Linked DNA regions of Mus musculus: regions 2, 3, 4, 5, 6 and 7 are each linked to region 1. The links are chromatin loops, found by intact Hi-C in ENCODE. Cell type or tissue: left cerebral cortex. All regions are shown on one strand.

Region 1 (4,000 bases):
ATCAATCCTCTTAGGCCTACCTTGGTGAGGTCCACAGTTAAGAGAGTTATGGGTTTAGAAAGGTTGAAGTAGTCACTTCTGCTCCAGAGAATCTCAAGATTATGTCTCTGTTAAGTAGATCAAAAGGGGATAAGGATTAGTGGAATATAATCTCTTGGGGTTTTAGGAAGCAAACAAGTGGATTCCACTAATCTTTTAACTTTAGGATCTCTCTGAACTCAGTGCATTCCTGGTTTTCGGAGTTGGTATTCAGAGGAGAGCAAGCAGGACAGTGGAATTTGAGCTACATTACCTATAATCACAATCCTCAAACGTAAGACCCCAGGTGTCAGAATGAGACTGATCACTGCTCACACTGCTACCTAGAATATTCTCTACCTGAGTGAAGGCTGTGTAAGTCATAAATGTTGAAAGCCAATCACCAAATAGGATTTGAGCATAGCCCAGCAAGACTGTCAGTCATTCTGTTCTCAGAGACATTTTGAGCTTATTAAGCATGAGCTTTTTAAAGCATCACAAGTGCCTTTTTCTGCCTGTCCTGTAAAAATAATATCTGCAGATACTGGACCAGCTGGATCTGACCTAGCCGCTCATTGGAAGGTTTTGCTTTGTCAATAGGATAGAGTTGTTTTCTTGTCGTCACTTATCCCTCCCAGCTGTCCTTCAGGTGGGTATTATTGTCCCTCCTGTTAACAAGGGCCAACTTGAAGAAGAGTCTCAGCTTGAAAGAACCTGTGTGCTGTTTCCTCTACACACAGGAATTCCAGGGTCTCCTTTACTTGTAGTCAGGCAGCAGTTAGAGAACTGGGAATGAGTCTGCGTGCTGTGTCTCAGGCTCCTGCCTCCTGGTGTCAGCTGTGTTTCCCTGCCACATTAGGCCTTCTGATGCAAACCCCTCCAAGGAGAACCGCAGTCTTGAAGGTCCTGTAACCTAAGTGCTGTATCAATACTGTAGCATAGGCTTAGCTGGGTTTCAGGTGGACCAGAAGACCCCACCACACAACCACCCTCAGGCGAAGTCATTGTAGAGAATCATATGTTTACTTAAAACCTAGAGGTTACAGGGGGACAGCGAGTGGGGAGGGTGACTTTCCCTCTTTTTCCATCTTGGCCGTCTGATGTCGCAGCTTTCTCAGCCTCTCCATTGGATTTTCACCCCCTGCCAATCCTGGACCAGTGGACACCTCTGGGCTGGCAGTACTGCAAATAAGCCTCCGCCTGCCCGCAGTGGGTCGGGCCTTGGAAGGGAGGGGCGCTGAAAGCGGGACGTGGCGAGTGACCTGGTGGGTGCTGCGCTCCGAGGTGCTAGGCAGCTGTTCCGGGCCGCAGGTGAAGGCGGCGACCAGGAGGCGCCTCCGGAGCCGCCACGGAAGGTGGCACCACGTGCCCGGCGGGGCGGGGCGGCGGGCGCGCCCTCGGAGCCGAGCGCGACCGCTGGCGGGGACGCGGCGAGCCCGCTGCTGCTGCCGCACGCAGCCTCGGACTCAGTGCTGTCTCCTCCCTTGCTCGGTGCTCACAGGTGCCTCCTCCTGGACGGCGGCGGCGGCGGCAGCGGCGGCGTGGGGAGCCGGCAGGCAGCAGCGAAATGGGGCCCCTCCGAGAGAGCAAGGTAAGGGGACAAGCTCCGTGACAGGGTCAGAGGGTGCTTCAGTAAAAGGCAGGGTGGGCACAGCTTGCCTAGGAGAGGGCCAGGTGAGAGGTGGACGCTGGCGTTCAGGGTCCAAGCAATGAGTGGTGCTGAGTAGAGCAGAGAAGCAGAGGTATTCCGATGGGATGTGGCAGATGGGGAGGTGGCACTACAGGAAGAGATTTGGGGGATTAATATGATTTAAAAGATTGACTTTAGAGGGTTAATCCTAGCTCCTGAAGCTGTGGCTTGAGGTGAAGCTTTTAGCTGGTGTCATGTGTTTGCTTGAGTGTGTAATATGTAAAAGGCATTTGGTGTATTTGTGACTGAGAAATAAAGACTGCAGCGTGACAGTGACCCAGCTCATGAGTCTGCAGTGTGCCAAGCAGAGTGACTGGCGTGGGATACCTGCTGGGTGACTGATGGGCTAGACAGATCCAGAGGCTGGGTGTGGCTTACACGGAGAGGATGGCACAGATGCCTGAGCCAAATTCCAGGCTGCAAAGGGTTTTTCCTGTGGAGGCTTCTCAGAGGTGTTCATTTTGGCCTTGACCCTTCCTGGTAAGCTTAGGAAATAAGTAGGAGGTCATGTTGGGAAATGGCATTTGCTATTTTAGCCAAAGCCCTCTTTCAGTTACAGAGGTCGGAAGGAACTGTGGAATTTTTGCAAAATATAAAATAAAAAATAAAAATAAAAAAGCTCTTCCTGGGAATCTGGCTTAACACTGCCAAGTAGTGGTGACCCCAAAAATACTCTGTCTGAAATCCTCTCTTCTAGATGATGTTTAGCCTTCGAGTCTTTGAACCTCGGTTTCTTCATCTGTACAGAAGTACTTGAATAAGTGTTTGTTGCAGATTGGGGTATAAAGATCCATTAAATGAGCTAATGGTGGAGACAAAACTTGTTTTTTATAATTGTTATTTAGTTGTGTGGGGAGGGGTATTGTGGGTGCCATGGCATGTGTGGATGTCAGAGAAAAACTTATAGGAGTCCTCTTCTTCTACCTTGTGTGTCCCAGGGATTGAACTCAGGTGGGCTAGCTGGGCTAGAAGCACCTTTACCTACTGAGCCATTTTTGATGTCAAGGAAAGGGACTTTTACATTGAAAACATTGTCAAAATATAGTTCTTAGGCATTTTTTAAAAACCAAAGTGTGGCAGGGTCTTAAAAATGGATTTCTAAATGGAGAAACTTTTCTTCTCCTGGTTGTCCTTTTGGAAAAGAAAAAGCTAGATGTGATGTAAAAGGTGGAGCCATTTTCCTGGGGATTAGATGTGTTTGCTTTTCTGTTGGCAGCAAGTCTTGTGTACCAGGATATTAATGAATAATTAAGAGGCTGTCCGGAAGAGGAGGGATTTTAAAAATAAGTGTGTGTGATCCATTTGAAAAGAATTGTTCTCGGCATACAGGTCTAGTGTGTGAGGAGACAGAAAAACAGAGGTGAAATTGTCAGTTAATTCGGGAATAACACACAAGAGTCTAAAGGAAAAGATAAACCAATAAGCATAGGTGCACTGTGAGAGCCTTGGAGCTTGAGCTAGAATTCGATTGAAAGATAGAGTGAGGATGTAAGCCAGGAATGGCTTGGAGATGTGGGATGGCATTTATGGTGATGGGTGGTGTGTGTGTGTGTGTGTGTGTGTGTGTGTCCTGTAGACTTGCACTGGTGATATTTACAGGCTCAAAAGGGAGCTTAGTTCAAACATAGTCACAGACTGCTGGACTGTTCAGAGAGGGCTCAGTGCTCAGAGATATGATCTCTCAGAAACTGAGGCTTACAAGGGCAGAGAGAAAATGATTGTTTTCTTTTGGCTTTCCAATTTGGAGAAGGAGCAGAGAGTGCAGCATCAGGAGAAAGAGATTTCCAGGAGCCGGATTCCCCGGTTGATTCTGCGGCCCCATCGGCCTCAGCAGCAGCAACAGCAGCAGAACAAGGTTTCCCCAGCCTCCGAGTCTCCCTTTTCGGAGGAAGAAAGTAGAGAGTTCAACCCCAGCAGCTCTGGACGCTCAGCAAGGACGATTAGCAGCAACAGCTTCTGCTCAGGTACACTAAGGCTATGAGCCCCTAGGGCGGGAAAGATGTGGCCTCTCAGCTAGAATTAGGCTTCTCCTATCCCCAAGACACTTGCACTGACCCTTTCTGGCTGTTGTAAGCTACCAATACAGCACTTTTCTATGGTTCAGCCCAGTTAAATTTCTTACCATTTAGAATGATTTAGAATGTAAAATTCAACTTCTTTCTATCATTTTAAAGTTTATTTTACTAAATTAAAAATTACATTAGTTTCGGTTTTATACTAGCAATATCTATAATTCTAGGTACTCTTGGTTATGAAATACCCTAAATAAATTAACTTCTAACAAAAGGAATA
Region 2 (4,000 bases), 130 kb after region 1:
ATAATGGATAAGGCCTATAAATGGTCTGAGTAATTTAAACAGGTTAAATCAGCAGTGGCTGGAGGAGGGGAATCCTAAGGCCCTGATTCTGTTTCAAACGATTTCAATTTTATACATATCACTACAGTCTGATTTCTAAAACACCTATAGATTCTCAATTAGGAAAACACTTACTTGGAGCTACTTTGCAATTTGGGTGTTTTAAAATGCTTTCTAGAACTGGACAATATTGAAATAACCTACCAAAATACTCAAATTTTAAAAACGAAAATGACTAAGAAAATGCAGAAACTTTATGCCAGAGAAATAATTTTGAAGAAATGGCATTTCCAATTAAACAATAGGAAGAAGAGCTCTGTTGTGACAACTAAGAAAGATTTCCCTATAAGGGAGGAAGGCATAAAGAAAAAGAATCCTGCATGACGTGGTCAATCTGTCCTTGTGCTCAATTTCTTCAGATCCTGGAGTATACATCAATTAAACTATAATTCATTAAGCCAAGCCAGGTGATACTCATTAAACGAGTCATCAAATGCTGTCCTAATCCTGCATTTCTAAGTCTATACAATTACTTGAAAGTCCCACGACCTACGAAAGCACAGAATATACTCAAATTAGGTCTGTGACTCGCTAAAGTTAAATATCATAAAGCTCCCAAATAAAAATCTACCTGAACTCAAACATGACAAGGAAGGGTCAACACCGGAGGCATGTAAGCAAAAGCAGAAGTGCAGTTTTGGAAAGCTGGTGGTAAAAACCGAACATTCTGTACCATCAGGCCTTCGAATTTGACACCCCGGGGACTGTTAGTTAACCAAGGTGGGTTAAGATCTTCTGAATGACTCAACGGTGAGTCTCATAACTAAAATAATTTTCACTTTCAGATTACCCACCTAGAACTTGCTGGCGGAAAAAAAAAAAATCATACCCACTGCACAGATGAGCAAAACAACACACACGCGAGCTTTCTGGTTACGCAATCCCACGCCCGGTGGCGGGCGGCATGTGAGGCGTTCTAAACTGCTGAAGGTGGGAGCCGGGTGGGATGGGGTTTGGATGTTGGGCAGATCGGCCCCGAGAGGTGCGAGGCCCGTAGAGGAGGGCAGGAAGGCGGCACATTGCCCTTGGGAAAGACTGAACGTGGGGTTTTTCCGGGTCGGCAGCTCCCAGGCGGGACGCCCGTGCGGGACCGCAGCATAGCGAGGGGACAGGGACGAGCCGGTTCCAAGCCACGCTCGGCTCTCCCCACAGGTCACCCTGACCCGGAAACAGTACCCCAGAGTGGTGGCTCGGCGAGTGGGAGGTCGAGGTAGAGGGCCGAAGAGAAAGGCGGGAGGGCAGGAAGTACGGGGCGACCCAGAGGGTGACCGGGAAGCGCGGCCACCAGCCGCAGGCCGGACCGGGTCAGGAGGCGGGTGGGTAGAGAAAAAGCCCCTCGCGGGCGCGCGCAGGCCGCACACACTCACCTGCCCCTCCCCCTCCCCGCCCGCCCGGCGGAGGCTCCGAGCTGCCGCGGGCCACGCGCGCTCACGAGGCGCGCGCGCGCACAGCCGCTGTCTGCCTCGAGCTCGCGCTCCGCCAGCTCAGTCCCAGCTCCGCTCATTCAAAGCCGGGCGCGCGCTCCGTCGCAGCCGCCGTGGCCGCCGCGCAGCCGCCATGGCCGCCCCTTCTCCAAAAACCCGCCCGGACCCCGCCCTAGCTCCGCCCTGGCCCCGCCCGTTTCCCCGCCCAGACCCTGTCTCCAGGCTCTGGCTTCCGCACTCTGCCTCTCGTACTTCTGGCCCAATAGAGGATAGATACGTCATTGACGTGCAAGTCGCAAGCCAATGAGTGCATAGGGGCGTGGTTAGTCGGGACAGTGCAACTGCTTTGGCCTTTTGTTAATAGTAGTGTGTTGGGTTTTTTTTTGTCCTGGAGCAACTGGGCTCCTGCCAAGTTGTTTTCCTTTCCTCCTTTGTAGATTAGTGTCTCGCCTGTGACCAAGTCTCCTGTTCCATCCTTAAACCTGTCTGCTAGATGGGGCCAAGGCGAAACTGCATCTAGATTGTGAAACATTGGCGAAGCCTCTCTGTCTCAAAATGATTTGGGTGTGACTAGGACAGACCCCAATTACTGCTGGACCTGAGACGTTTACACGTCTCTTTCAGAATTTATCTGGCTCTGTTTAAATCTTAGTCCAGTTTTTAACTGAAAGTAAGGCGGGTGATTCTTCTAGGTCCCTCCTTATATCCTGCATCAGGGGCTAGCCTTTTTACCCAGCTCTTGTCTTTTTGGGGTTCTCTCTTGCAATCGGATATTTTTCTGCTGTTTGATTGACTTTTGGTTTTTATTTTTTATTGTACATGTTACTTTGTTCCATAAAAATGCTTTCATTTAAGGAAACATTGTAACTTGAACAGATACAACCTCCTACCCCCTTTTTTTCCTCCCACCGCTGATAGATCCTTGTTCTTCTAGACAGTTTCACTTCTACGTTTATACATACATATGTATGTATGTATGTACACAAGCATATTCTTTTCATGTTTTCTTTTCTTTTTCTATCTTGTGTGCTTGTAAAAATCCGAGTTTATTGTTCTGTTGGACTAAGAATTCTTAAGAAGCTACTATTAGGAAGTGGCTGGCAAGGGAGTGTGTGTGTGTGTGTGTGTGTGTACATATATTTGTGTTTATGATATATCGAAAAGTTGAAAGCAGTTTTTTCAAATTCTTCCTCAACTAGCCTTTCCTTCCTATTCCTTTTTAAAGATTCAGCTGCCTTTGTTCTCTCACCATGATTCGTCTATCCATGTAACCTGAAATATTCTACCCCCCACCCTCTTCACTGCAATCTGCTCCATATTTTTATTACTATTTATTGTGCTTTATTTTCTTTGAGAAAGGTTCTTGCAATCCTGAAACTTAAGCCCCTCCTGCCTCAGCTTCTACAGCATTCTGAGATTACTGGTGTGTACCACTAATCCAAGACAGCAGTTTAGTATGCTTACCCTAACAATGAGGAAAAAGTAAATTTAGGATTCTTTCTCTGGTTCTAGGTAAACATGAATTAATTTAATCTGGTCTCCTCTTAAGTGCATTTAATACTTGCAATGCTTTCAGTGCAGTCAGGCACATATCAAGCAATCATAGATAATAGCCACTCAACTATCATAAAGCTGCAACATTTTTAGTAACTACACAGCCACACATCAAATAAATAAATGAATAAATAAATCACCTGAGGTCCCTGAAACAGGTATTCTATCTATAATCCAATCTAGTATTATCCAAATTCCAATAATCTATAATTTCTGCCATTTTTTGATTTCCCGAAATCCTAATAGGAGCATGTTTTTTTAATGTGATGACTTACATCTTCGTTTTAAATTACTTATTATGCCCCATGATAATCTTCTTTTTTATGATTTTTTTTTTTTAATAATTCACCATTTCCAAATTGAAAAACCAAAGGAGGCACATGTTTCTACAGAAATCCTGGTGGCTGGGTACTTGTTTCACAACAGAGAACAAAAGGAAAGCAACCATACTGGCTAGTTTTATATCAAAATGTTACAGGCTAGAGTCACCAGAAAAGAAGCCTCAATTTCATTGAGAAAAATGCCCCTATAAGAGAGGGCTGTAGTAAGCTTGTGAGGCATTCTGTTAGTGACTGATGTGGGAAGGCTCACCCACTTGTGGGTGGGGCTACTTCTGGGCTGGTGGTTCTAGCTTCTATAAGGAAGCAGGCTGAGCAAGCCACATGAAGTTTGCCAGTCAGCAGCATTGCTACACGGCCTCTGCATCAGCTCCTGCCTCTAGGTTCCTTCCCTGACTGAGTTCCTCTCCTGACTTCCTTCAGTGATGGACGATGGATATAAAAGTATAAGCCAGATAAACCCTCTCCTCCTGAACATGCTTTGGTCATATTTCATCACAGCAATGAGAATCCTAAAATGACAACAAAATTGCATATTGCAATCCAAATTCATTTGTAAAATACCTGCAAGAGAAGACTTTAAAT
Region 3 (4,000 bases), 370 kb before region 1:
ATAACCTTATGATGAACAGGTTACTGGAATAACTCATATATTCTGCTGGGAAGAGTTCCTTAGGAGAAGTAAAAGTCAAGAGAATGGAAAGCTACTAATAGAAGCATAACCTAGAAACTTCAGAGTTAAAAGGATTTATTGAAATTTCTCCTCAGTTCTTACTGGATAACGGAAAGCCCCACAAGAAGGAATTTTCATCTGTTTTCTTCATAACGCCTAGCAAGCACATCATTAACTCTGACCATTCATAAGAAACAAAAGGCAAAAGTCATCCTAGGTTGATTCATTTGAAAATCAGCAAAACATGCCATCTCCACAATTAACTTGTGGAGGTAGCCTCTGAAATTTAGTACTATAGTTGAATACGTAATAGATGAGTTTAAATCACTCAACTTCTCTGTCTATTGCATTAAATGAGCACATGAATGCCTCATGGTGTTGTTATGACAAAACAAGCTATTGGAGTAATAGAGAGCCTGCCAAACTTCTCGGTATGAACTTAGCAGCCAGTAATTGATTTGCCATCTTTATTAAAACTGACTATCTTGAAGAGGCACTGAAGTCTATAACAATGAAAAGCCCCCAAAGTTGGGTGACAAAGTGAGACCTAAGCAGCCAAATGTTTGTCCCATCAACTGGAAAAGCTCTCCTCACTACAATTGTGTATGTGTGTGTGTGTGTGTGTGTGTGTGTGTGTGTGTGTGTGTGTGTGTATAAACCACTTACTAAGAAACCACAAAGTAGAGTCTGGCAAACACTGGGAAATACTGATTGTAAATGGTTGCTAGATGCAGTGATGAATCCTTCTCCATAAACATGGAGAAGTAGAATATAACTGTTCTAACCTTGCTTCACTCAGCACTTTACCACTTTGGAAACGTTGGAGTATTTTTGTGGACACAGATGGTGGGGAATGGAAATCAAATGCAGTAATTCTTGAAGCCTCTTCTGATGGATGTAATATTCAGTGTCACTAAGCACTCCTTTCCTCTCTGGCTCTAGCCTCCCTACTTCTATTCTCTAAAGAGGCTGGCCACCTAGAGCTTCTTTCAGTTCCAGCGGAGTGCTGGGCAAGGGTGGAAGCATAACTCCCACAGAATCCTGAGGCCAGGCCTGAAGCCAAGATGCATAGAGGCAGAGCAAGGCAGCAAACGCTGTCTAAGATCTGTGCTGTGAGCAGTTTCTGGCTAAGATCTATGCTGTTAGCAGTTTCCATTCTGGACTGGTGAAGTCAGAATTCTCACTTGTAGACCAGACAGATTAAAGAATACTACAATATCCGTTTGAGCTGCACTGGCTGAGCAACACCCAGGTGTGCCTGAAGTTGCAGGTGAGTCACTGCACCAGCCCTGTGTCCAACAGGTTGGCTGAAGACATAGCTCTAAGAAGCCACTAGGCACTTTGCTAATCACCTGATCTCCTGAATTTAGCTTCTGCTTTAACCGTGGGGTCGCTGTTATTTAAACTCTTGCCTCAGCCCACGCTTGTTCTATTCCTTGTCTTTCTGCCTTTCTCTTTTTCCTAAAGCATGCACTCCCCTTTGTGTTGGAGAATGTGCCCAGAATGTCTCTTCTGAGGAAATGTGCAGTGTCCCTGTGGGCACCCGGTGTGCAGAACTCCCCTAGTCCTTAGTGAGCCACTGTAACTTCAACTAAAAGGACTATTTCTCAGCTAGGAACTGAAAACCTAAGAGAGATGACAATTCATGAATGACAGATGGGAACCAGGGAGACGTGGGAAGAAATCTTGAGCAGGGTACCCCAGACATACTTCCCCATGTGTTCACAGCCTTAGAGAACATCACAGAGTGAATACCTTACAATAGATGAGGGAAGGCTATAAATCCTCAAGTTAGGACTCATTCTGCTATTGCCACCTGTTTCTGAACTTTTAGCCGCCCATTTCTTGCACCTGACAGGGTCCTCTCTGCTTCTACTCTCCAGATCTTCCCATTCCCTCCCTTGCCCAACTCTGCCACCGGAAGCCTTCAGATCTTAAATTTACACACCATGTAGGCTGGGGAGTGGGGGTTGGGAGTTCTGAATTACAAAGTTGAGAAAAGGCTCTACCTATATCTAGGAGGGGCCACCGGAACAGACTGTGTATCCTGGGTTGTTCCCTGCCTGGACGCCACACAACTGCTTGCAGGGTTCCCTCCGCGCGACCACTCCTGTGCTCCCAGCCTCATCGCTCTACCGCGCACTCGCAGCTCCCTAGCGACACCAGCCATCAAGCTGGTGGAAAGAGTAGGGGTGTGCAAGTGGGAGGCTTCTCCCTCGGGAACCTGGGAGATCCCTGCCGCCAGCAGGGGCCGTGGCACCGCCTGCGCGGGGACCCACGCTTCCATCCAGCGCCTTCCCAACTTCCCAGTGCCTTCAGGCCAAGGCGGTCAGGATGGATCTGTCACCCCGCAACCGGCCGCTACTGGACTCGTCGTCGCTGGACAGCGGTTCTCTGACCTCACTGGACTCCAGTGTCTTCTGTAGCGAGGGCGAAGGGGAACCCTTGGCTCTGGGGGACTGCTTTACAGTCAACGTGGGCGGTAGCCGCTTCGTGCTCTCGCAGCAAGCTCTGTCCTGCTTCCCGCACACGCGCCTGGGCAAACTGGCCGTAGTGGTGGCCTCCTACCGCCGCCTGGGTGCCCTGGCTGCCGCCCCCAGCCCCCTGGAGCTTTGCGATGATGCGAATCCGGTGGACAACGAGTACTTCTTTGATCGCAGCTCTCAGGCGTTCCGTTATGTCCTGCACTACTATCGCACTGGTCGCCTGCATGTCATGGAGCAGCTCTGTGCGCTCTCCTTTCTTCAGGAGATCCAGTACTGGGGCATAGATGAACTCAGCATTGACTCCTGCTGCAGGGACAGGTACCAGCAGGGCGCGGCGGTTGGGCGGGAAGGGAGGAGAGGGTGGTAAGAAAGCACAAGCAAAGACTTGAGGCTTTGTGTAAGCTTGTCTACTCCAGCTCTGCGAATAGGTGTGTCTGCGTCTTGGCTGAAGGTAAATGAATCCGAAAGTCAACTTGTGCATTGAACTTTAAAACAACAACAAAAGCCTCTTGCCCCATTTCTCCCAGAGACTAATACTCTGATTTGTTGTGAAAGTTCAAACCGGTCAGACTTGCAGTTAACATCTGATATTTTAATAGATGAGTCAGAAAAATCTATGCCCCCAAAGTTACATAGAAATAAAAAGGCTATGAAAGCCTTGCTTGAAAGACCTCATAAGGTCCTGAAGGAGAGTTGATTGGCTGGTGATAATTACTTACTGCTGTCCTGCCATTCCTATTGCTCCTTCATATATTTTTCTTTTATACACACAAATGTTACAGGTGGGAAATACATGTTCTTGTCACCAGAAAATATGTCACAAAAAATTAACTGATCTAAAGTTGCCTGCTAATGTATAAAACCTATTTGCATAAATTTCTAGTAAGAAAAAAGTGTCTTTTTAAAAGTCATAAGTAGGAAATCTGTCAGGGACCACCATGGACAAATATGAATATATATTCCTATATTTTGCACATATGAAAGTGTGACCTCTCTGTCAAATTTAATTCTCTTGTACGTCTGTGTTTTTTTTTTTTTTAATTAATCACAAAGTTGTCTTCTTTGAAAGATACTTCAGAAGAAAGGAGCTGAGTGAAACTCTTGACTTTAAGAAGGACACAGATGACCAGGAAAGTCAACATGAGAGTGAACAGGACTTCTCAAAAGGACCTTGTCCCACTGTCCGACAAAAGCTCTGGGATATTCTGGAGAAACCTGGATCTTCCACAGCAGCCCGGATCTTTGGAGTAATCTCCATCATTTTTGTGGCAGTGTCCATCGTCAACATGGCCCTGATGTCAGCTGAGCTTAGCTGGCTCAACCTACAGCTGCTGGAGATCTTGGAGTATGTGTGCATCAGCTGGTTCACCGGGGAGTTCGTTCTGCGCTTCCTATGTGTGAAAGACAGGTGCCACTTCCTGAGGAAGGTTCCAAACATCATAGACCTCCTTGCC
Region 4 (4,000 bases), 310 kb after region 1:
CACGGACTCTGCTCAGGTGAAGTCCTTGAAGCTCTGTAAACTTACTATAAAAATAAAATCTGAACTGAAGTCTGTATTAAGTCACTACAAAGTGGCGGAAATGGAGGAGGAGCAGAAAATGCAGCAGATAAATGTGTCATTTTCACTAAATATGCTTTATGTCTGTGTATAAAACCTGCCTTTATTGGTGGATAAAATATGAAAGACAAAGTTTAGGCTTAGAACTGATTTATGAAAACTGAATGTTAGAGTATATATGCTAGGGTCTTAGCCATGACTTTGACTTTTTATTACCTTTTCTAAAACTCATGACCTCATACTTCTTTATTCTGTGCATTTCCCTAGCCAAAGAGAGAGAGAGAGAGAGAGGGAGAGGGAGAGGGAGAGGGAGAGGGAGAGGGAGAGGGAGAGGGAGAGGGAGAGGGAGAGGGAGAGGGAGAGGGAGAGGGAGAGGGAGAGGGAGAGGGAGAGGGAGAGGGGGAGAGAGAGGGGGAGAGAGAGAGAGAGAGAGAGAGAGAGAGAGAGAGAGAGAGAGAGAGAGAGAGAGATGGGATTGATAGGTAATGTCAAATGGAATTCTTATGGAACTAAAGAAGCCCTCAAGCATATTAATGGTAGAAACAACACTCCCATGTTGTTAGGATCTTGGCCACAGTGTATCTCCACCAGACTGAACACTCCAAATACAGTGTGCAACAGTATTTAAGTCTCCGGCACAGCAACCAAGCTATGGCTCTATGGGCATTTCTGTAAACTCTATCTTGTGACTCTTTTCTTGTCAAAGCCCAACTTTGATATAGGTAGCTGTTTAGAAAATCTAAACTTTGAAGACTCAACAACAACAAAATTAGAGCAATGGAAAGTCACTGATTATCATTTAACTCTGGTGATTCTAGGCACAGTGCCACTTGTGCTTGTAATAAACATGGCTCCAGCTCCTATACTTAGAACTACTCTGCGGCAACACTGCAGCATGAGTGTGGATCCTACATGCCTTAGTTCTTTGATTACTATTATCATTGTAAAACATGTCATTGACTGTCCAGTTCTGGGGTATTATATATGCTCTACGCTGTTTCTCTTTACGAAAGAACAGAGGAAAAAATATATGGATTTTTTTTGGTGGGAACAATAAAAACACTTTTATTTCATTTGTTAAGACTCCCTTGGGCTTGGGATGCAGCTAAGCAGTAAAACTTACCTAGCATACATGGGGCCACATGTTCATCCCCTGCACTACAATAAATGCCAGTTACTGAGCTAAAATCTATTCCCCTCTCCTGTTATAAATCAGTGAAATCAAACTATTTTGGGAACTGTGTATGCTATTTAAATCAACCTCCTGAATTATGGAATTGGCTTCTGAGAACGATAGCAACCTGACATCTACACCTTATGATAGCGGCCTCTTAGTTAGTATCAGCACATTCTGACGTTCTCACATTAAGTTTTAATCCAACAACACTTTCATCTTCAACAAGCTGGCCTCTAAATTGGAATTGGGCCCAGTAAAATGTGATACTCAGCTCAATTAAAGTGAGTCCCAGAGAGGATAAATGTGCAGGTGCCAGGGGCCCCCTTGTGGCTGATAAGTAGAGTAACCATAGGCACATATTGAATTTAATTGCCATAAATTTATTCTTATTTTTCTGTTGATCCAGTTAAAAGGCCATTTTAAGAATTCTCTGCTGAGTACTGAAGACAGAAAGACAAATGGGATACAGTCGAAGCCATAGGGAGTTAAGAGGGTAAAAATGACTAGATTTCAACCTTCCTTGCTAAGTACTATATAGTGATGTTAATTCTGGGAACCAAATTTGAATCCTTTGAAAGCATGCACCTATAAATGAACTCCCCTGCCCTAAAGACATCATTTTTTATGTGAATTTCACAGCAGCTAATACTATCTAGAAAATTCTGACAAGTATGTTATGTCTTTTCCACACACAAGAAAACACATATTTATAAATTTCTAGGCAAGCTAACATAAATCCATATATTCTCATTACCCTATCAGTATTTAGGTCTATTAATTCTTGCCAGGACACTATCCAAACAGTGAAACCAAGGCAAGAGTCATTCTTATCTGCTACCCAGTATCTTATGATTAATGAGATTAGAACCTGAACGATTTGATTGTACTTAACATAGTTTCATTCAATGTCTGTTCAATGGTTTCTGCTCAATAGTAGAAAATATGTAGGATTTTATGAAGTCATATTAACACAAGCTAGGCTTCTGCAAGGGTTAGACATGCGCAGGCATGTGTTACACACACACACACACACACACACACACACACACACACATACACACACACAGGATCAATTCCAACACCAGCTATTGAGCAGCTGTCACCGTTCTCTTGTGTTGGGTGGAACTTTCTATCAAGTTATGTAAGTGTTATATCCAGTTACCAACCAGTCCCTGGCTTGGCATTGCTTAACCAATGATACACTTGTAATGCCTAAAGTGACTGTATAAATGATTTAGTTGGGTCTTCTTTCCCACTATAAAAGAAGATAGAGTGATGACTATACTAGCCCATGCAGGCCTGGAACAAGTGTCTTAAGTTTCCAACACCGAGTGTGAAAGGGTGGAGGTTTCAGTGAATTCCTACTTTACATAAATCAATGAGAGCCAAAAGTGTTCACAAAGTTGATTTATTTACAAATACCAGTGATTCTAGATTCAATCTACAAGACATTTATAAGATGCCAAAGAGAAAGGTGGTAGGGGAGTCTTAGCATTGTTTTAAATCTAGGCTGTTATGGGCCCCAGAGGTGGCACACACCTGTCTTCCCAGCACTTGGGAGGTAGAGGTAGGAGGATCAGGTATTCAAGACTTACCTAGGCTACATAGCAAGTACAGAGAAAGCCTGGACTACATGTGACCCTGTCTCAAAACAAACCGGGGTGGGCGGGGGGCTGGGGGGGGGGAGGGAAAGAGGCCAAAAATACCATTAAAAACAAAACAAAAAAACCCTCCAAAAACCGAATCTATGCTCTCACCTTAAATTTCTACAAAGCATTTTAAACTTGGTTATTTTTCTCATTGTCAAGGAGTTTCCAAATGCCATTTTTTAAATCTTTTGGGATATTAAAATAATATCTTTATAAGCCTTTTCAGTTTGTTTCTATATACAGAATTATGAAGAACCACCCCTTATTTTTAATACTTTCTGTGTACCATGTAAGACTACTTTTTTTTTATAATTGGTAACAAAATGAAAATTCCTATTTAGAACATAATGAAACTGAAAATATTACTTTGGGCGAGATTTTGGGTGTACATATCTCAAGATCCAAATATATAATTCTGTAAATGACTCAATGACATTTAAACTTAATGTAGTGTGGACGATGAACCCTTTTCTCAACTGTACCTATATATTAGGACTTTATCACGTGCTCCTGTAGTGCTCACTCAGTTCAGTCACTGCCTTATCCATTCTTTCAGAAATGAGAATCATACAATGAATTTGTTCCCTCCCCTCCAGATGGGCTAACATCCCTGTGCTCCCAGGTCTCAGGATTCATGCTCAAGGCCAGTGTGAGGCTAGCTGACTGATGGAGGGACAGCCTACCTCAAAAATCCAAAAAGAAATCAGTGACAAGGAATTGAAATCATGAGACTGTCAGAACATTTAAAAACTCAAGCTGAACTCTGAAGGGAAAGTAGTAACATGATGACTTAAAGGGCTTCCTAGATGTTATGATTTTTGAGAGGTACTAAGAGATGGAACAATTTTTTTTTTTTTACAGACTGCAGAGATAGAAATACGTGCTAGATTTAGAGGGGCCTAGCTAGTATGCTGAGTTTGAATTTCATCCAGTATTGAAACATTTCAAGTAGGGGAAATAAATGACCAGACTTGAATTTCATAAGGCCACATAGGCAGGGAAACGATGAGGAAGATAGTGGAGGCACAGAGGAGTCACTGCAATCACTTGGGCTTAGGAGGGCCACAAATGATAATCCAAGTTTATAGCTGGCCCT
Region 5 (4,000 bases), 78 kb after region 1:
GCATAGCAGGGGACTGTAACCAAAAATAAAAATGTACTTGTGTAATTGGTTCAAAGACTTGAATAGCTCTTTATCGTCTTGAGGTTGATAAAGTTTGAGTGTTTAGATTTTTGTTTTTTAACTTAATGTAGCTCCAAAGTCTTATAAGACTCATTTGCTCTTAAACCTGTCAGTTAGTGATACTATGTAAATTTACAATGTACTAACTTATTTTTTGCTTATTATATATAGTGTTTTTTGGAAATTGTTTGTACCCACATACTTAAAGCATGAAAATAAAGGTTAGTGGTTCCATTTAAATGTTTGTCTCCTATAATTATGAATTTACTACTATATAAGTCAAATAAATAGATCATTCTTTATCAAAAAGATTCTATAAAAATGAAGCTAACCAGAAAACAAGAAAGAAAAAATAATTACTAAAACCAAAATGAAGGCCTGGAGCAATGCTCCGTGATTAAGAGCAGAAGTTAACTACTCTGGTGGAGAGCCTGAATTCTACCACCAGCACCCATGTGGCTCACAACACCTTCTGACCAAATACTGTGGCAGATACTCACAAAGACCCTCTGCCTTCCCTCCCCTCCCCTTTCTTCCCCTCTCTTTCCTTTCCTCCCCCTCCCTTCCCTTCCTCTCTCCCTCTGTCTCACACACACTTAAAAATAAAAATTCTTGAAAAAGGTAACTATGCCTGACCTTGAAGAGTATTATATAGAAAATAAGGGTAGCCCTGTTTATTTAAATAAGGCATGCAGCTGCTTGCACACACAATCAGCACGTTTGCACTCATTCCAGGAAAGGTGGGCGGCTTATTAAGCTTGCTAGACTCCCAGGAGAGGGAAATTCCAAGAGTAGCATCTATTCTCCATCCTCCTCCTCCTCTCTCAATGAAAGGATTGGGGCGGATGGAGGAGGGGATCTGCAGTAATTATTGATTCTTAGTAGCCTTGAGAAGTAGGTGTTCTACTTTATAAACAGGGAGCTAAAAAGCCACAGACAGCAAAACCGCTCAAGCTCTCTAAGTTCATTTTCAGAGCCAAGAGTTAATGTATGAGCGATGAAAATGCCTCTTCTACCTTACTGTAGAAATGGAGGTGATCTGGGAAGTAGCTTCTCCTCTCAAACCGCTTCCTCATTAGGGTTTAAATATGTGCTGACATTGTTTATCTGTGCCTTTAATATCTTATTGCCCATGGTTCCTGTTGACATGCTAGCTCTGTGAGCAGGGCAAGGATAGGTGTTCTGTCTTATGCATGGATGTCAAGAACTTAAAAGAACCTGCCACATAGATCTGAAAATCAGTGTAGAATTCATCCAACAGCAACTAGCTGATAATCTCACAAGCCAGTTAGCTACTTTACTGGGTTGGTCACTAATAGGCAAGGAGGGTGCTTCCATGCTTTGTCTTCGAAGAGTCCAGTGCTTTCTAAAATAATTTTAGGCTGAGGTATGTACTTTGACCCAAGAGAGACTAATAGCTAAAGCTAAGGAGAATACCTCTGAGTAACATCAATAGTAAATCATGAGAAACAGTGAGTAAAATGTTATACACACACACACACAGAGAGAGAGAGAGAGAGAGAGAGAGAGAGAGAGAGAGAGAGAGAGAACAAATGTTAAGACCCACAAGGTAAAAGATTTCAACCTATATATTTTAGCATGGTGGAGTAGACAGGAAGCTGGCTGGTTCATATGGAGACATGTAGATAAAGTTGTTAAGTTGAATAGATCAAGATAGAAATAATAGGTGAGAGGGACGGAAGCATAAAAGAAAAAGGGCTACATTAAGTATAACTCAAAGGTTTTCATCTTGAGCAACTACATCAATGAGTATCATTTGCTGAAAATGAAGAGCACAAGAGAATCAGATTTGGCTGAAAAAAAAACAAACCCGTGTGCTATCTACTAAAATAGCTATGTGAGATGCCAAGCAAATGACTGCACACACACATATGGAGAGCCCAGGAACTGCCAAGCCTCGCTATAAATTTGGGGCTCCTTCATTCTGCGTAGTATTTAAAACACAGAACAGATGGAATCATCCAAGAAATGAGAAAGAAGGCCAAATACTCTAAGTCCTGTCTTACTCCCACATTTAGACACAAGCGAGGAATGAACAAAGTCAGAGAAGAAGCTGCCCCAAAGATGAGGAAAACTGACAGAATTGGGTAAAGAGGAGAAACAGTTAAAGAGTGGAGTGGAGCGTTAAAACTCTGTGAAGAAGATGCATAATGTGAAAGACTTAGTGTGTTCACTGGCTTTGACAACAGTGAGTGTCAGTTCAAGGGATGAGCCAGACTGGACCAGCTTAAAGAGTGAATGGAAGCCCAGAACTTAGCCTATTCGTGTCAAGACTACACTTCCAGGCTGTACCAGATGTACACCTTGTCCACTCACCTTGCCTCCTAAATTCCCCCAAACCTCCTCCACTTGTACCAATCCCACAGTCTCAGGTATGCTTTCAATCACTCAGCCCCCTCACTGTCCTTGTTTAATGAGTTCCCCCACATTTCCTGTCCTTGATCTAGTCACACAGCTCCTGCAGGAGAGACAGGCTAGACTCTCACATGAGACATACAACCAATGAAAGTAGTGCATAAGCCCAGGTCACATTACAAAAACACAATGTAAAAGGTCAAACAGGCCCCCCAAACCCACTATAGGAATATAGAAGTGTTTGCCAATGAGAATTATATAGATTATTTAGACAGATAATTTAAAAGAATGAAAGAATTTGTGATGTTAAGATATAAACAAATATCTCCATGAACTAAAAAAGGGATAAGAATAAATTCCTGAATGATGTTCATGAAAACACAAACATACAGCTGACTGAAATGATGAACATAATTCAAGATTTAAAAACTGAATGCATTAAAAATATATGAGTAGTGAAAAGAACTCTTTGAAGTTGGAATGAAAAAAAAACCCTCAATAATGCGATTAGAAAGCAAGGCATACAAGAAGACTTGACACATATGTACAAAGAAGACTTGACACATATGTACAAAGAAGACTTGACACATATGTACAAAGAAGACTTGACACTTATGTACAAAGAAGACTTGACACGCATGTATAAAGGGCTTGATATCCTCCTCCAGAGTCACTGCTGCTCTATTCATAACAGCTAGAAAATAGAAGTAACCTAAATGCTCTTCAACTGAGAAATAATAAAGGTGGGGGACACAGACAAAATCTATTCAGCTGTAGAGATTACGTCATGTTACTTTCAGGCAAATGAATGAAACTAGAATATATTCTTAATGAGGTAGCCAAGACCCCTGTTTTCTCTTATTTATGGATCCTAGCTCTGCATCTTCAGAGATGACAACTACAGAAGACAAAACAGTAAAAAAGGTCCATGAGGTGGTAATGAGGACTTCTAGAGGGGGGCTACCAGGACACAGGTGCTATGAAAGGGAAATGGGGAAAATGAGGAGGGACTGTTACTAGAGAGGTAGAAGGAATAATACCATTCTTTGAAAAAAGCCATAGGGAACCATGTTTATGTGTGTGTGTGTGTGTGTGTGTGTGTGTGTGTGTGTATCATTACATACACATGTATGTAATCATTACATGTGTTTACATACATATGTACAGTTTAAGTGGAGTTATGTCACATGGGTTAAAATTGTTCTCCTAAGAGAGCTATAGATTACCTAACAAAAATCTCAGTGCCAGGCTTGGAAACCTCTCTTCAACTTGTTAGGATGCATGTGTATGTGCGCACACACACACACACACACACATCCTACTGGCATATGTGTGTGGGTGTACATGTAATAAATAAGAGCTCATGAGTTTGATGAGTAGTGGAAGTCAGAAGACATGGAGAGGGAGAGGGGTGGAAATGATGCAACTGCAGCTCCTCATGTAAGAAATTCTCAACAACAACAAAAAAGGTGAATGAAGGGAAGTGGAAGGCAGAGTTTGTGGCCAATCTGCTGTTGTTTGCTTTAAGTTTTACTTTGAAGGAAGGACAATGTGCAATGGCAAC
Region 6 (4,000 bases), 110 kb after region 1:
GTACCAAATTAAGGGTGAAAAAGTAACTCAAAGAAATAGGTTAGGTTGAGGGGAAACATGGTTAGCACTGAGCATACAACAAGCAACATCTACATCTATACAGAACAAGCCAGGCTGGGGCACGGAAATGAGCATATGTTCAACTTAAAGTTCATGAAAGTGATAAGTTAATGCATATTACATACACAAATATGCATATGCATGTATATACAACTGGTTTTCAGTAATAGTTACGAATGCAAGGACATAGAGTTGCAAATGACCAAAATCCCACAAAGAAAAAGTTTCTTTGTGGCAACACTCCAACTTTTACCATTAATTAACCAAATTTAAAGAAGGAAGGAAAACTTACTTTATACTAGCTATGCTCAAAGTATAAGAAGATCTGAAAATTTTTACTAAAAATGAAACCTGAGACATGTAAATTGTAGGAAAAAAAATAATTATAAAGTAATGAATGGCTTATAAAAAGATAAACTTTGACCTGGTTCCTATCTGAAATGAAAATAGCAGCAATGAATGTTCCAGGCACAAGAAACAATTTGGAGATTACTGAAGACCAAAAAAAAATGTATTTTCAGCCAGGCAGTGGTGGCGCATGCCTTTAATCCCAGCACTTGGGAGGCAGAGACAGGTGGATTTCTGAGTTTGAGCCCAGCCTGGTCTACAGAGTGAGTTCCAGGACAGCCAGGGCTATACAGAGAAACCCTGTCTTGAAAAACCAAAACCAAAAAAAATAAAATAAAATAAAATAAAATAAAATAAAATAAAATAAAACAAAACAAAAAACAAAGTATTTTTCCCATTCAGATCCAAGTCTGGAATTGCTTCAGTACTAGAATCATACTCTTCTGACTGATCACAAAACTAGAGTATAGAAAAACTTTTAAACCTGGAGAATTTGGAACACAGATGCACTTTTCCAGTGCTCAGTGTCTTCCTAGAGACACCATGACACAAGCCTCCATGTCCCATTGACAATGCTTGTGCAGTACACAGCATGAAGCTTGTCTATTATCAACTAACAATCTCATTTCACTAAACTGTCATAAAGCACTGTTTTTATTTGTGTTTTATTAAGATAACAAGAGATAGGATGGAAAGGGAAGGTTTTAGAGTAGCATTAAGATGCTCTGCTCATAGCTAAAAATTCCATAATATTATCATTAAGATTATTAGATTCTAATGAACAGCTCTTTCCTTTACCCTTGTGCTTCATAAAATTAATAATTACAATCCTCCAAATTTTCTAAAACATTCTAATTGTTGGACCAATTATTTATTTTTTTAAAATCAGAATAAAAATGTCATTTTCTGGTGATCCTTGCAACTGTGTTATTTAGTTCACAATTTTAAAAATATCCTTTATTAAAGACACAGTTACACTGACTAAAGGGAAGCTAAATATGAAAACATCTTACAACTTCATTTTAAAACTATGATTCTCCCCTCCTGTTAAAAAGAAAAAAAAAAAAAAGATGCTAAAAAACAAAATCTAAAAGAGAAAGACAAAAGTTCTACATATTTAACTGCACCCTCTGCTGGTTATTCAAGGTTACTATAAATTTGCCATCAAAGATAAGAAAAATAAAAATAAAAATCAGTTCAATTGTTAAGACAGCTAAGAAAAGATAATTCATTTTCTATCCATAGGGCAAAACCAGTAACAATATCAAATCAAATCTCTATCACTGTATTTTGCTAGTTTTTTACATTTTATTTTATGTGTATGTGTGTGCGCCTCCATATTCATTATGTGTATCATGTGTGTACAAGTACCCACAGGGATCAGAAGAGGACACTGGATCCCCTGAAGCTGACATGGCTCCTGGGAACAGAACCTGGGTCTCCTAGAAGGGACTGCTCTTACCCACCGGGCCACCTCCCAGCCCCTTGCCATATGACCTAGGTGTCTAAAGAGGCTAGACAGATTTACACATGAGTTTGTATCAGAGATAAGTCCCGCTTCTGCTTGCTAGTCATTTTTCCTTTCCTTTTTTGACCAAACACAGAAGTGCAAAAACTAAGTTTTCTACTCATATAAACATAGAATGAACATCCAACAAACATGAACTTTAAAACTACAGAATAATATTTACTTTTCTGTATAATGGGTGATCTACCTGTTTTATGGGACTTTCAAAGACACTAAAATTAAGATACATGTAGAGATTAAGGGTGCTTTATTAGCTACTTTCATTCAGATGTGAAGTTCTGACACTATTTTAAATTGTGAAACAATAAAAACAAAATTACAACTTCTAATCTAGAATAGGATATGATAGTGGCTCACATTTCACAATAGGGTATTATGATATCATGTGGCATGTGCATGCAAAGAAGTTTTGCCCTTAAGATTAATAACCTTGGGCTGGAGAGATGGCTCAGCAGTTAAGGGCACTGACTATTCTTCCAGAGATTCTGAGGTCAATTCCCAGCAACCATATGGTGGCTCACAACCATCTGTAATGGGATACCATCAATACCATCTTCTAGTGTGTCTGAAGAGAGTGACAGTGTACTCATATACATAAAATAAATAAACAAATAAATAAATCTTTTTGATTCAAACAATATTTTAAATTCATAGTATTTATAACAAGATATAAAATCTGAAATTCCGACCAAGTTTAATAAGAAAAGAGTTTAATAAGGTCAGTATGGGTATATAGAGACAGACAGAACATTTGGCAGAGTAGATTTTCTTGACCTTAAATATAACCAGGAAGAAATCTAAGTTTTCTACACAAGGTGTAATATGATAAAGTCATCCAATACCTCAGCACCTCTTCTGCTTGCCAGGCTGCATCTTCTTCCTCTTCCCACGCATTGCTATTTTCTTGCCATGTATCTAAGTCACCTAATTCTGACTATATTGAAAAATAAAGAAAAATTAAGATAGTAAAGAGTCATCATTTCTCTAAATAGCAGTTCAAACCCAAAACAACCCAAAAAACGAGGAACTTTAAATATCTATCTAACAGGAAATACCTGTTCCTCTCCTCTAGTCCCTAACTTCCATACTGATCCCTACATAGGCCACAAAGGCTCTAGCGTCTTGTTTGCCTAGAACTGCAAGTTTCAACAATGCTATGATGCGTGACTTTCCCAAGGGATAAAAATGTTCTCTGTAACGTGCAATAGTGGCATGCCTTATGTGCTAACCAACTGCTGACTGGACTTGAGGTTGACTTCACAACAGGAAATGCATGCCTGGTACAGTAAACCTGATCAAATGTCCATGGCTAGGGAGGCCATAGTCACTAATAGGGAACAGTTACTGCTGCTGTTCTCCTAAATAGACATGCTCTGCTCACTAAATTGCCTTTTAAAGATTTATGGTTATGCCTATAATTTGGAGCTGCTGTCAGCTTTGGTCCGAGAAGCTGTTTTCCAATTGGCTGTGGTTACTGTAGACTTCTAAGTGGTCAAAATGACCAGAATCAATGACTGCCGAACTGATTCTGCCTAACACTGAGATGATATCCTTTTCAGTACTTCCTGCCTCCACCACTAAGGCTCAGAAAACACCATGGATGGAACAAAAACTGAGGGAAGCCAAGTATTGTGGAATGCAGTCTTCCCAGAGTGGCACAGCAACTGCCCTCAAGAACTCACAGCTCCTATGATTCACTGCACAAGCAAGATTTGCACATGAATAATAGTACCCCCAACATTGGAAGTCGCTTATGTGGCCTCTTCAACCCTTATGGACCTATAGGCAGTTAATGATAGCCAGGTGGGAGTGGGGCAGAAAGACATTTTTTTCAATGCTGCAGGCACTGGGCAAATTACCCATGCTCCTATAAGCAATCCCAACTAAAATTCATTAACACACACAGACAAACACACACAACCACAAACAGACACGGGGTGGGGGTGGGGGGGAGAGAAGAGAGGGAGAGGGAGAAGAAATGGGAGGGGGAGAAGAAGAGGGAGAGGGGAGAGAGAGAGAGAATCAGACAGACCAAGACAGAGAGACAGAGAGAGGTTGGAAGGA
Region 7 (4,000 bases), 70 kb before region 1:
AATATTTACAATAACATTATTCACAATAGCTAAAATAGTAAAAGCAAACAACTACCTATCTCTAGATAAAAACATAGAAATATCATATAAAATGCAATGGCTTAGCACACAGACATAAAAAGGAAAACAACTTTCTTTCACATACAACAATATACATAGACCTTGAAAATAGTATAACACTGAAATAAATCAAACACAGAGCAAATGCTGTGTGTTTCCACTAGAAGAGGCAAGTCCACAGAGAGACAGTAGAGCTGATGCTAAGCTGGGGCAGGAGAAAGAATCACTAGTTATTGGGCTCGGAATTTTTACTGGGGATGATGAAAAATTGACATATAGATAATAATGGTGCTTACACACAATTGTGATTGTATCTAAAGCCACTCAAGTGTACAGTTTCAAGTGGTTACAACATACTTTATCATAGTATCCTCTAGAAAGAAGTCTATCTATTCTTAAACTAAAAATGCTTAGAGTCTTCATACTTTGGTGACAGAGAGTCCAGGACTCTGAACCACAATAAAACATCATTTTCAAACATCTTTTAACTAGTGGCATCCTGATGAATTTTCAAGAAATGATGAACCTCTTTCTGGGGAAAGCAGTATGAAGAAAACATAAAAACACTGTTGTAGGAAATTTGGGAGCAAATTTCATGATATCCAGAAGCCCCCTCACTGAGTTTGATTTGGAGATCAGCCATGTTGCAGAGACACCAGATGTGAGGAGTCCTAGTCACCTGCTCCTGCCGCTGAGAATTTCCCCACCAGAACAGGCACGCACCATCTCAGACCAGGAGCCAAAATAAAGCTGCCGCCCTTGTGTTATTCCTATTAGATGCTTTATCACAGAGGCAAGAAAAGTAACAACAGAGCAACAGCCAAAGGAAGAGAATTCTCACTGACATGTGATGTTCAAGTTTATCTGATGTCCTCAAGAAACAAACAAACAAACAAACAAAAAATAAAATCACAGAAGAAAGGGACACCCCTCCCAAAGTGCATCCATGAGGTCTGAGCTTTGCTATGCTGAGTCTTGCAGCCCACATCAGGCATGGGGAAGGACAATAAAGTCAGTGTAAACGATAAGGCATCAAACACTGTGGCTCATCTCATTGCAATACAGTCTGTTTAATAAGCTATTGCATTCATTTTTAGGGCTATTTTGAGACTTCCCTGCACACAGCTGTCTTCTCCCTGCCCCCCAAGGAAAACTTAATGATATGCTTTCTGTGTGAAAAGAGGTTGTTTTTTTTTTTTTTTTAAATCCGGTTATAATTTGAAAAGGAACAACTAAAATTACACATGTTGAAATAATAAAGGAAACGCACTCCCCTTTATTACTGGTTACAAAGTTCTATTTTTATACTACTATCTAGTGTATAGTATTTTCTGTGGGTTTCTAAGACTGGTAGCATTTTTACAGAGTTTGTACAAATTGGTGCTTGTTAACCCTGGTTTTAAAAATTCATCAAATTTGAAATATTTTAAATAATTTCTTTTTCTCTAGCTTCCAACATATAAGAATATCCAGCATACATACTGGTGTGTTCTTTGCAAATCAAATAGCGAAAACATTCAAACACGCACTATTTCTATTGCACCTCTACTAAGTATACTAATAGCGAATACAAATGTATACAACAGAGGCTATTAAGAAGTATTTTGAGGCTGGGCATGGTGGTGCACACCTTTAATCCCAGCACTTGGGAGGCAGAGGCAGGCGGATTTCTGAGTTCGAGGCCAGCCTGGTCTACAAAGTGAGTTCCAGGACAGCCAGAGCTATACAGAGAACCCTGTCTCGGAAAAAAACAAAACAAAAACAAAAACCCAACAACAACAACAACAACCAAAAACGAAGTATTTTGAACTGTATATTTGAACTTTTCCAATAAAAGTCCTCTTAAGAGTTTTCTAAGTCTAAGCACCACAAAGCCAAGTGGCATATACATGTAAGTCCAGTCTGGCAGCCGCACTTGAGCATCCCCAACCGTAAATATGGTCTTGTGTTTTATTCTGAGTTCATGTACATTCTACCCCATAATCTATCACATCTAGCCTGATAGTAGAATTTTCCATGACAGCATCGGCCTCTGAGGGGCAACATTCCACTTTCACTGCTCTGCTGATGCCATTGTCATTTCTGTGTTTGATGTTTCCCTTTCTGAGTTAAGACAAACACTGCAGGGCTGATGGCTAAGAAGCACGTTTGTCTGTTTATAAACATTATAATGCAACCACTGCAGAAATGACCTGATCCCCTGGCACAGTATTAATACTGACAGGACTCATTCAAACTAAATGTGGTACCAAAAGACATATCCAATCTTTCACAAATTTACCCTTCCATAATTTATATAATGCCCTGGAAATATTTGCCAGAACTTCTCTCTGTAACTTGGATTTTCAATGATGCAATCAACAGTGCATGTGGGTGGTATTGTAAGAGCACCAATATGCCAGTGTTGTTATGCAAGATGATGTTAAAAAATGTTGGGTGCAGACAGATTTTTGTAGCAATTATTTTTTTTATTTTGATGGGTTTCTCATATCTAATGCAAGTCACACTGAGTTTCCATTTAGTGCAGAAATACAAATGTTCTTTTTAAAGCAGTATTATTTAAGTTAATAATCATCTATATGTTAGTGAATGTTATTAAGAAAACAAGATATATTTAGTTTGCTATAACAAACATTAGGAAAATAATGTAAAGAAAAGTATATACTCTATGATTTTCTAATGAAAGAATAAGTGACTGTTATTTGAATCTAGAAAGATGGGCAAGAATTTCTAAGAAGACAAGGAAAACAGAAATTCATCCCAGACAGATAGCCAGGATGAGCACTCTGAAATTAACACAAAATATTAGAGAGCACTGGACAGCTGAATAAGAGAAAACAAGGAACCAGATCACAGACAACTTTACTAAGCTAGAGTCATAATCAATAATGAAAGAGCGTGAGAAGGTATCAGAATGTTACAAGCCAGAATCAACAGGGCTGACTGAGTGGGGGAGGGGGGGTGGCGGGGAGGCACTTGAGAAAGGGCAAGGAGACTGTGAGGTTAATTATGACGATGTAAAAGGAAAGACCAGGAGGTGTTACCTCATTTAAATAAAAAATTGAATTGTTAAAAAAATAACACCATGAAGCAGCTTTAATTTCATACATATATTTAAATGAATTATGTTTATGGTGATTCATGAGAATGATGGGTAGTTCATATTATAAGTGGCTAGGAACACGAAAATATTTTTTCATGACATAACACAATTTGCTGATGTTCAGAAAGTGGTACATTAAAACAATAAGGTATAACCATTTGAGCATTAGACTGCTGAAAGCAGATGATAGAACAGTATGAATAATGTTTCTCTATGACGGCAGTGAGAGAAACACATCATCTTACTGATGATGTGAAGAACTTGTGGTCATTAGGGAAAAACTGCTACCAGTGAGGCCGGAGTTTGTCTTTGAACTTGAACTAATACATTTCAACATATTTTACTGACAAAGAGTTTATAAGAAAATGGGAAACAGAGCTATGTGTTCAGTGGTTAACTCTGCTTAATGAAACATATCTGTCAAATAAATCACTCATTTCCCTGTTCTTTCAACTTCCATCCTCTATAAACCAATAACTGAACTGACACCCTGAGTAAACACAAGTGGCCATGAAAAACAGAGGAGCAAGCTGATATATGTGTGCATCATTAAGTATCTATACATATTTATTAAATATATTTATCTAATAATATGTGTACATATACATCCTATGATACAATCGGTACAGGATAAAATACAGTCACTTTTTGAAATTTCCCAAGAGTGTGTAGCATGAATAAAAAAGACTCACCAAGGAAAAGCTTTCAGAACACCAACATGTTAGCTTGAAAAAGGAGGGAGAACCCACACCAAGGAGGACCTCCTGGACCACATCTAGACTTAGACAAAGAGCACTGTCCTTCCCTCATCCAGCTGGTCTGGGAACCCACACCTGG

Evidence for each region. Peaks named below come from ENCODE experiments on the same cell type or tissue, not always from the same donor. Only the 100,000 strongest peaks of a DNase experiment are listed, where the experiment ranks them.
Region 2: a loop joins it to region 1, with 4 times the contacts of the local background. A loop is called at or near these places in 11 of 42 quality-filtered maps.
Region 3: it touches region 1 in a loop (2.3-fold over the local background); 2 of 42 quality-filtered maps call a loop at or near these places.
Region 4: it touches region 1 in a loop (4-fold over the local background); 8 of 42 quality-filtered maps call a loop at or near these places.
Region 5: a loop joins it to region 1, with 3 times the contacts of the local background. A loop is called at or near these places in 5 of 42 quality-filtered maps.
Region 6: it touches region 1 in a loop (4-fold over the local background); 15 of 42 quality-filtered maps call a loop at or near these places.
Region 7: it touches region 1 in a loop (3-fold over the local background); 9 of 42 quality-filtered maps call a loop at or near these places.

The regions. Positions count from the first base shown.
Region 1 is chr15:44,745,918-44,749,917 of GRCm38, reverse strand. It overlaps Sybu (syntabulin (syntaxin-interacting)), which reads left to right and starts at 1,246. Exons shown (of 7, transcript NM_001285840.1): 1 at 1,246-1,609; 2 at 3,456-3,672. The coding sequence starts at 1,586. In left cerebral cortex, a CTCF peak has its summit at 1,535; DNase peaks (open chromatin) are centred at 2,001, 2,958, 3,278, 3,484 and 2 more places; H3K4me3 peaks cover 3,365 bases; H3K27ac peaks cover 3,312 bases.
Region 2 is chr15:44,616,836-44,620,835 of GRCm38, reverse strand. Ebag9 (estrogen receptor-binding fragment-associated gene 9) reads right to left here and starts at 1,396. Exons shown (of 7, transcript NM_001357691.1): 1 at 929-1,396. In left cerebral cortex, no CTCF peak of the experiment used is centred here; DNase peaks (open chromatin) are centred at 1,046, 1,316 and 1,743; H3K4me3 peaks cover 2,112 bases; H3K27ac peaks cover 1,783 bases.
Region 3 is chr15:45,113,035-45,117,034 of GRCm38, reverse strand. Kcnv1 (potassium channel, subfamily V, member 1) reads left to right here and starts at 2,101. Exons shown (of 3, transcript NM_026200.3): 1 at 2,101-2,864; 2 at 3,616-4,000. The coding sequence starts at 2,395. In left cerebral cortex, a CTCF peak has its summit at 2,310; DNase peaks (open chromatin) are centred at 1,685, 2,230, 2,777, 3,928 and 1 more place; H3K4me3 peaks cover 3,129 bases; H3K27ac peaks cover 3,800 bases.
Region 4 is chr15:44,436,904-44,440,903 of GRCm38, reverse strand. Eny2 (ENY2 transcription and export complex 2 subunit) reads right to left here. Exons shown (of 5, transcript NM_175009.3): 5 at 3,219-4,000. Among named protein-coding and RNA genes, the nearest start is that of Nudcd1, 11 kb to the right of the region's middle. In left cerebral cortex, a CTCF peak has its summit at 1,577 (motif pointing left); a DNase peak (open chromatin) is centred at 1,544.
Region 5 is chr15:44,668,156-44,672,155 of GRCm38, reverse strand. Sybu (syntabulin (syntaxin-interacting)) reads left to right here. Exons shown (of 7, transcript NM_001285840.1): 7 at 1-300. Among named protein-coding and RNA genes, the nearest start is that of Ebag9, 51 kb to the right of the region's middle. In left cerebral cortex, no CTCF peak of the experiment used is centred here; DNase peaks (open chromatin) are centred at 915, 1,218, 1,989 and 3,815; H3K27ac peaks cover 1,488 bases.
Region 6 is chr15:44,635,634-44,639,633 of GRCm38, reverse strand. It overlaps Ebag9 (estrogen receptor-binding fragment-associated gene 9), which reads right to left. Exons shown (of 7, transcript NM_001357691.1): 6 at 2,779-2,870. Among named protein-coding and RNA genes, the nearest start is that of Ebag9, 18 kb to the right of the region's middle. In left cerebral cortex, a CTCF peak has its summit at 1,550 (motif pointing left); no DNase peak of the experiment used is centred here.
Region 7 is chr15:44,816,285-44,820,284 of GRCm38, reverse strand. It overlaps Gm33852 (a long non-coding RNA gene), which reads left to right. Exons shown (of 3, transcript XR_875330.2): 3 at 1-1,340. Among named protein-coding and RNA genes, the nearest start is that of Gm33852, 19 kb to the left of the region's middle. In left cerebral cortex, a CTCF peak has its summit at 2,081; no DNase peak of the experiment used is centred here.